Linked DNA regions of Homo sapiens: region 2 is linked to region 1. Evidence: read pairs that join two places in POLR2A ChIA-PET (ENCODE). Cell type or tissue: MCF 10A. All regions are shown on one strand. Each heading gives the region's core, and the rest is flanking DNA. Links, peaks and the distances in the headings are about the cores only. Region 1 holds the start of NANOS2 (nanos C2HC-type zinc finger 2). Region 2 overlaps SYMPK (symplekin scaffold protein).

Region 1 (4,380 bases), core at 186-4,185:
CGCGTCATTGCACTCCAGCCTGGGCGACAACAGCAAAACTCCGTCTCAAAAAAAAAAAAAAAAATTAGCCAGGCGTGGTGGGGCGCACCTGTAGTCCCAGCTATTCAAGAGGCTGAGGGAGGATAATCACTTGAATCCGGGCAGTGAGCCAAGATCGCACCACTGCACTCCAGCCTGGGCGACAGAGCAAGACCTTGTCTCACAAACAAACCAAAGACGGAAACAGATACAGCCATTTCAAAGACGACTAGAAAACCTTTTTATTCACCAGAGCTCAATACTCAGGGTCCCGACCCTGTGCCAAAAACTGAACAACTTAAAATCTGACGGGGGCCCTTCTTCTCTTTGCCCCTAAAATAAAAGCTAGGCCATTGCCATTCCCATCCGGGTACTCAAACCCCCTTCTTATCGGCGGTTCCTTGACTTGAACGTTGGAGGTTGAAAAACACAGGAGGAAAAAAAAATGTCCTTTAGTCAACTATCACGATTTGGGGGGTCGGACGGGAGGTGGTCGAGAGATATGCTTCTCGCTGGGGGAAAGGACCCATCGGTGATTTGGGGATGGGGGCAGGTACCGGGTGCAATGGGCTGAACAAGGGGAAGAACAACCAGGGGGCATTGAAAGGTGTCAGCTCACCCCACGGCTCTCCATCCACAGGTGAGCCTGCGAAGACACGGTGCCCTCCAGTGATACGGTGCTCTCCAGAGTCCTACTCCGCTCCTGACGGATGGGTACTGAGGTCAGGGAAGGAATGAACAGGCGTGGTCCACGATGACACCGTGGTTCTGCAGGAGGCTGAAGATGGAGAAGGCTGGTCTTAAGTCGACATCCCATCTTGAAGTTCTTGAGTAGGCACTTCTCAGCCAGCCTTGTTCAGTATCTCCTAAGGGCTGGCTTGGGACAGCACCGTGGAATCCTGGAGGTTCAAAAATCCAAGAACTCCACAAGGAACAGAGAAGTCGAAGGGGCAGGGCTCCAGTCACCAGCAGGCCCCACGAGGACAAAAGATCCATGAACCGGGGCCCAGAGGGCGCTACAGGGCCGTGCAGGAAGGGTTCCCGCGGCACCAAGGACCCTCAGGCCAACGCCCACAGGCCAGAGCTCCGAGGGCTGACAGGTCCAAGGGGGCGGGGCTGGCCTGGCTCCCAGCAGCCTCCACTGTTTCAGGATCCAGCCAGGGTGGAGTTCTGGGGGCCAGAAATTCCAAAGGGCTGGGTGACTGGAAGAGAGAGTTTAGGGACTTGGGTGGGATGGACCAGGAGGGTCAGGGGTGCGGGTGGTGAGCATCTCACGATGCTCAGCGCTTGACCCTGCGTCCGGCCGAGTTGCGCCCGCTGCGGCGGTAGAGGGACTGCTGGCCACCGTTAAGCGGGCAGTACTTGAGCGTATGGGCCTGGTCACCGGTGGCCCCGCACACGGGACACACGTAGTGCCTCAGGATGGGACACACCACCACGCCATCCGGTGTCTTCAGCTGGTGTGAGGAGTAGACGTGGCGGGACTCCCCGTTGTGCTTGCAGAAGTTGCACAGGGTCCCCAGGCCCCCGTTGGCCCCTGGCGCCCCCAGCCCCTGATCCTGCCCCAGCGGAGGCCCGGGACTTGGCTCCTCAATCTCTTGGGTCTCCAGCCTTTGACCCCGACTTGCGATCAGCGCCCACACCACCTGGCTCAGGTTGAAGTAGTCCTTCCACATGTCGAAGGGTGGCAGCTGCATGGCACCAAAGCAGGGGTGGTGGGCCACAGGAGAGGGGCTGGGGCTGGGGGCCCGTGGGCAAGGGCAAGAGCAGCAGGCGTTTCCCAGAGCAGAAGGGAGCTGCATCCCCTTTTATAACGCCCAGAGACTCTTCTAAGTAAAGGTGGAGCTTAGGATTTAAAGGGCTCACTCCCTGCCCATAACCCCCATCTGACTTTAGTTCTTCACAGAGATGTGGAAGGAGGTCATTCCCCTGATCTCTGGTCCCAGCTCTGCTGCCAAGGTGCTCTGTGACCTCTGGGAAGACACTTCCATTCTCTGTGCCTCAGTTTCCCTATCTGTTCAAAGAAAGTCCATGTCTGCAAATATCCCCCACCCCTAGGCTGGAGGGGCTGCACCCTTCATAGACTTCAGAGTTATTCCTAATCATCATAGCAGCCAGGCTGGGCGCAGTGCCTCACACCTGTAATCCTGGCACTTTGGGAGGCTGAGGAAAGAGGATCGCTTGAGCCCAGGACCTCTAGGCCAGCGTGGGCAAAATAGCGAGACCTTGTCTCTACAAAAAATAAAAAGACAAAAATAATAATAACAACATGACCTGATTTATTTTATTTATTTATTTACTTGAGACGGAGTCTTGCTATGTCGCCCAGGCTGGAGTGCAATGGCACGATCTCAGCTCACTGCAACCTCTGCCTCCTGGGTTCAAGTGATTCTCCTGCCTCAGCCTCCTGAGTAGCTGGGATTACAGGCGCCCACCACTAAGCCTGGCTAATTTTTTTTTTTTTTTTTTTTGTATTTTTAGCAGAGACAGGGTTTCACCATATTGGCCAGGCTGGTCTCGAACTCCTGACCTCAGGTGATCCACCTGTCTCTGCCTCCCAAAGCGCTGGGATTACAGGCGTGAGCCACCGCACCCGGCCTAGTATTTTCATTTTACAGAGAAAGATATGAAGCTTGGAGAGGTTAAGGAATGTATCCAAGGTCACACAACAAGGAAATGGCAGAGTCGGGTTTCATAATCACTCTGGGAACTGGGAATTGATGTTAAAAGTGGCAGAGGAACTTGGCACAGAACAATCTCACTTAGAATGCCCCCTCTTGGGCTAGGCATGCTGGCTCACGCCTGTAATCCTAATATTTTGGGAGGCTGAGGCTAGAGAATCACTTGAAGCCAGAAGTTTGAGACCAGCCTGGGTAACATAGTGAGACCCTGTTTCTACATATAATACAAAATCAGCTGGGCATGGTGGCATGTGCCTGTAATCCTAGCTAGTGAGGAGGCTGAGGCAGGAAGATCACTTGAGCCCAGGAGGTTTAGGCTTCAGTGAGCCATGATTGTGCCACTGCAGTCCAGCCTGGGCTACAGAGTGGACCCTGTCTTTTTTTTTATGAGATGGAGTCTTGCTCTGTCACCCAAGCTGTAGTGCAGTGGCACAATCTTGGCTTACTGCAATCTCCGCCTCCCAGGTTCAAGTGATTCTCCTGCCTCAGCCTCACAAGTAGTTGGGATTACAGGTGCCCACCACCACACCTGGCTAATTTTTTGTATTAGTAGAGATGGGATTTTGACATGTTGGACAAGCTGGTCTGGAACTCCTGACCTCAGGTGTGATTCACCTGCCTCGGTCTCCCAAAGTGCTGGGATTACAGGCATAAGCCACTGCGTCTGGCCAACCCTGTCTCTCTAAAAAAAAAAAAAAAATAGCCCTTTCTTGGCCCCATCCATTGTCTTAAATCCTTCCTGGCCTTTGGAACGAGCAAAAGCCTCATCTCCCGCCCACCGCACCTGGGGTTCTTCTTCCACCCACAGTCTCCATGGGCCACCTTGATATTCAACACATAGTTACTGAGGCTCCATATTGGGTGCTGGAAATTCAGCAGTGACCAAGGCTACCTTATGCCTGCTTCATGAACGAGTTCAGGAGAGCGACCAGTAAATGAGAAAACGCTAGACTGTAAAGACCTGCTGGCCTGTGAACCGGGTGTTCTAAGAGTGGCTGGCTCAGGAATGGGACTTGGAAGCTGAGACCACTAAGAAGAATCTTCCAGGAAGAGGAACACAGGATATGGAAACTGTGGCTGGGTGTGGTGGCTCATGCCTGTAATCCCAGCACTTTGAGAGGCCGAGGTGGGTGGGTCACCTGAGGTCAGGAGTTCGAGACCAACCTGGCCAAGATGGTGAAACCACCCCCATCTCTACTAAAAATACAAAAATTAGCAGGATGGGCACAGTGGCTCACGCCTGTAATCCCAGCACTTTGGGAGGCTGAGGTGGGCGGATCATGAGGTCAGGAGGTTGAGACCAGCCTTGGCAACATGGTGAAACCCCGTCTTTCCTAAAAATACAAAAATTAGCTGGCGTGGTGGCGGGTGCCTGTGATCCCAGCTACTCAGGAGGCTGAGACAGGAGAATTGCTTGAACCTGGGAGGCGGAGGTTGCAGTGAGCTGAGATCATGCCATTGCACTCCAGCCTGGGTGACAGAGCGAGGCTCCATCTCAAAAAAAAAAAAAAAAAGTAATAAAAAATAAAAAATAAAATAAAATAAAATAAAATAAAATAAAATTAGCTGGGCGCAGTGGTGGGTGCCTGTAGTCCCAGCTACTTGGGAGGCTGAGGCAGGAGGATTGCTTGAATCCAGAAGGTGGAGGTTGCAGTGAGTCGAGTTAGGGCCACTGCACTCC
Region 2 (4,380 bases), core at 163-4,162, 91 kb before region 1:
TTTTTCTAAGTTGAAAGTTTTGCTTCTTTTTTTTTTTTTTTTTTTTTGAGATGGAGTCTCACTCTGTCATCCAGGCTGGAGTGCACTGGCACGATCTCCGCTCACTGCAAGCTCCGCCTCCCGGGTTCATGCCATTCTCCTGCCTCAGCCTCCCGAGTAGCTGGGACTACAGGCGCCCGCCACCACGCCTGGCTAATTTTTTGTATTTTTAGTAGAGACGGGGTTTCACTGTGTTAGCCAGGATGGTCTCGATCTCCTGACCTTGTGATCCGCCCGCCTCGCCTCAAGTTTTGTTTCTTTTTGACTGTGTCAAAACGAAATGCCCCTGGCCCACAGCTTGAGGGATTCGGGCAAGATCTGAGGAGGGGCCAGACTGGAGCCGGGCCTGAGAGGGGCTGGTGTGTGGCCAGATCCTAAAAGGGAAGATGCTGCTGGAGCCTCCGCCCCTAGCTCCACGGTCTTGCCCCTGCTGTGAATGAAACCATCATAAAAATATCCCAGAGGGTGGCCTGGGAGCTCCGGGACACATGGAGATGTCCAGTACAGCTGGTGTCCCAGGGAGCAGGATGTGCCCTCTCTCCCTGAGGGGGGTGCCTGCACCTTGCCTTCTGCCCCAGCACCTGGGGTGGGTGGGCCTCTTGGTGGGGATGAGGCTGCATCACCTACCATGCTGGGTGCCCAGCAGGCGGTTGAAGACTTCCTTCACCACGATGGGGTTGAGTTTGATGAGTTTAGGCAGGGCCTGGATCACCTCTTTCTACAGGGAGAAGGTGGTGGGGGTGGGAGTTGAGTCACATACACCCTCATTTCCCTTCTAGACAAGCCACCCCTTCTGCTCGCCCTGGGGAGCTGAGGGCAAGCTCTGGCTCACTGAGCCCCTCCTACCCTCACCACACCCTCAGGGCGGAGCTTTCTCCCCAGCTCTCACCCCATCTGAGCCCCCTGCATGTCACATGTGTGTGCCCCCAAGAGGCATCCTGATCCTTGTCTGACAGAGGAGAAAAGCGAGTCTCAAAGAGGGGAAGGGACCTGCTTGAGGTAGAGGAGGAAGCAGCAGAGCCATTGGCACCCGGGTGCCCATGCAAATGAGGCCAGGAGCTGCTCCGCATTTCCAGGGTACCCAGGTGTCGGCGGCTTCCATGACTTCTGACCACAGGCAAGGTGCCTTCTGCCCTCTGCTATGTGCCTCTGGCTCAACTGCTGCTGAAGCAACGTGCTGCCCTGCCCCTCCCAGTCCCACATGTCCCAGGTAGCAGGGACAAACAGGCCTCCAGCTCCATACCTTCTCCAGCCCATTGAGCACCGGGATGAGGAAGCGGACGTCTGGCAGTCGCTTGTGGTAGAGATCCCGGACCCGCTTCACCAGCTCTGGGGAGGGTGGGACTGCATGGAAGCAGCAGGAGGCACCAAGTTGGAGGCGGAGGGGAGCGTGGGAAAGGGTGGGCACCCAGGAAAGAGAAGCAGGCAGGTGTGCAGGAAGGGATGGCAACTTCACCCTTGGCTGCTCACGTGCAATTAGCACCACACTGTTCCAAATGGAGAAACTGAGGCCCTAGGACAGGCACAGACCCGCAAGAGGTACGACCATCTGGGGACCCAGCAGCTCAGATCCCCAGGGCCCGGGGAAGGCTAAGGAGAGGGAGGAAAGCCATGAAAGGTGGGGGTCTCCAGGGTCACCTTTGTCTGTGAGGCTGTGCAGACATCTCGTGACCAGTGTCTCTGCTCCCTTGGGACAATTTTCCACCAGCAGGAGCAGCTCCGGGGAGTTCATGCCCATTCCTCGGATCTAGAGGCAGAGACAGGGATGACCAGACCCAGGGTGAGAGCTTAGGGGAGGGTCAGGTGTTGCCCGGCAGGGTGGCTTGCGGGGCATGCTGGCGCCCAGGGTGAGACTGAGGTGACAGGGTTTGGAGGGCGGGGGAAAGGTGGGGAAGGGCAGGAGAGTCAGAAGAACCTTGGCATCTCCCTGCAGCTCCTCCAGACATGGGCCTGCTCCAGCTCCCAGCCCTGGCTGGGCTGTCCTCCTGCGGGCCACTCCTCTGTGGCTCAGACTTGACCTGACCTCGAATGCCCACCCTGTGCTTCGTTCACTGGTGAAGATGTTTCTGGCTCCACCCACCTGCTTCGTGACTCGGTTTCTCAGGCGCAGCTGGCTTGGCTGCGAGCCCAGACCAGGCTCCACCTGCTGCTGCTTCCTGAGCCTGCTCTGCGGTGAATGCCAAACAGGAGCCAGGGCCAGGCTCCACCTCTGCCCAGTAACGTTTACGCTCCTGACTAAAACCGACTGTCTCTGCCCTCGAGAAGCTCACAGCCCTGCCAGATAACTTTTCTGCAAAGTGAGATCACTTTTCCACAGCTGGACCACCTTGAGAATGGGGCTAAAAATCTGTTTCCTCCCAACTACAAGCCTGTTATCCCCATTTTCCAGGTAAGGGCCCCACTGAACCCAAATGGCAGATAGGTGGGGATTAACATACACTTCTCTCTCCCGTTTATCACGAAAATGTTCTGTAATCCAAAAATGTCAGGGGCAGAAAGAAAAAAAGTGGTTTCAAATCCTGCTGCAAACTGGAAGAGCAGACCTTCTAATCTCAGGTGCTAGTCTGTCACTGAGCTGCTTCTCATGTGGGCAGACCTGTGCCTCTAGAGAGAGGGGCAGGAAGGACTTATGTTTATGTAATGACAGCTAAAGAGTCCCGTTAGCAACACTGGGAAGGCCAGCTCATAAAGTGACAGTAACACAGAGGTTTATGTGCCTGAGTTCATGGACTCCTTGCATCAGCGTGGAGGGACTGGAACGTCTTCCCCATTTTTACTGACGGGCCCAAGGTCGCAGTGAGAAAGCGAGAAGTGAACGCGAACCCAGGTCTATCAGCTCCAGGCTCCTAACTGCCGGGCCACTTGACGTTTCCTCAGGAGTGACATGCGGACCGCCTGCAAGCTACACAGCCTGGGTCGGCCCGGGGTGACCACCCTTCGGGCTTGGCACACTCTGAGGTGGAGCAGGTTGGGGAAGAGCTGGAGCTGGGGACACAGCCTTGCCCGTGGGTGGGCAGGGCCTGGTGGGCTCAGGGGCCTCACCGGCTGCTCAATGACCCTCAGCACCGTCCGCTTGATGTCGGCGATGGCTTCAGTGTACACGGCCGCCAGTTCGTGGATCAGCTTGTGGTTCTGAGGCAGGAGGGCCAGGTAGAGGTACAGACACTGCTTCACTGTCTCCTCCGTCCAGGGTGCTGCCACCTCTGACAGGGCAGGAGCGGGCATCAGATTGGCCCACACTCTTCTCCAACCCCCTCGGACCCTCAGGAATGTCCCTTCTTGGGCAGTGGAGCCGGGGAGGGCAGAGAAGGGAGCCGGGGCTGGGGAGCTAATTGTTCTAGGGCAGGGAAATGGCGGGGACCAGGACTTCCCACCTCCAGCCTCCCGTGACTGCCAACACACAAGGCAACTAGAAGGATCTTTCTAAAGTGCGATCCTGACCCTGTCCCTCTCTGGCTCCAATCCCAGCCATGCCTGCCCTGTGGCCTCAGAATAAACCCCCAGCTCCCTGCCTCACACTGTCTGCCAGGTGTTGTATGGGGTGGCCCCGGCCCGCTGCTGCTCTGCTGCCCTCCATGTTGGTCACATACCCATTCTAACAGTCCCGAGGGCCCTGGTCTCTTTGCCTTTGCATCCACCCTCCTCTTTGCCTGGTCCACGGCACCTGCTCAGCTTCTGGGCCTCCCGAAGGCTGTGCATCTCCTGGGAATGCTTCCTGGCACCTGGGCCAGGCCTCCCGTGCTGCCCTATCATGGCCCAAGCCTTCCCATTTAATGGTCCATTTACTCGGGGTCTGAGTCTACCTGTCTGTAATCCAGGGCTCTGCTGAGGGAACCTGCCTGAGATGGCCCTGCCTGGTCCTTCCTCAGGCCCCACCGATGGCTGGCTCTCCTCGTCCTCCAGATCTCTCTCCCTGACCCCCCAGGCTGGGCCAGATGCCCCCTACCCTGACTCCCACAGCCCCCAGGTGGCTGTCCCAGTCCTGCCCATTCCCGTCACTCGTGTCCGAGTGGCTTCCCCACTCATCCCCTCTGCTCGCAGGGCCCAGAGCGCGGACACAGCAGCGCTCAGTATGCATCTGATGACCTGTGCCCAACCTGTGTCCTTGTCAGCTCCAAACAGCACAGACGGTGGGTTGGGGTGCACCAGGAGCTGCAGGTAGTTGAGGGCAAATTTCTCCACATACTCCCGCAGCTGCTCCTTCTCATACATGCGTTTGATGAACAGCAGGGCCTGGGAGCGCACCTGAGGAGGAAGATGGAGAAGGGCAGGGTCAGGGAAGAGGTAAGAGGAAGAACAGCTATTCCTGCGAGCATGGCAACACTCACGTGAAAACAAGCC

Evidence for each region. Peaks named below come from ENCODE experiments on the same cell type or tissue, not always from the same donor. Only the 100,000 strongest peaks of a DNase experiment are listed, where the experiment ranks them.
Region 2: POLR2A ChIA-PET joins it to region 1 with 5 read pairs; 4 of 35 experiments call an interaction of 5 or more read pairs at or near these places.

Annotation. Positions count from the first base shown.
Region 1 is chr19:45,912,979-45,917,358 of GRCh38, forward strand. NANOS2 (nanos C2HC-type zinc finger 2) reads right to left here and starts at 1,800. Exons shown (of 1, transcript NM_001029861.3): 1 at 236-1,800. The coding sequence starts at 1,715. The coding sequence ends at 1,299. In MCF 10A, for the core only: no CTCF peak of the experiment used is centred there; no DNase peak of the experiment used is centred there.
Region 2 is chr19:45,822,090-45,826,469 of GRCh38, forward strand. SYMPK (symplekin scaffold protein) reads right to left here. Exons shown (of 27, transcript NM_004819.3): 17 at 4,137-4,284; 18 at 3,082-3,242; 19 at 1,678-1,786; 20 at 1,283-1,383; 21 at 667-757. Among named protein-coding and RNA genes, the nearest start is that of RSPH6A, 9.0 kb to the left of the region's middle. In MCF 10A, for the core only: no CTCF peak of the experiment used is centred there; a DNase peak (open chromatin) is centred at 2,202.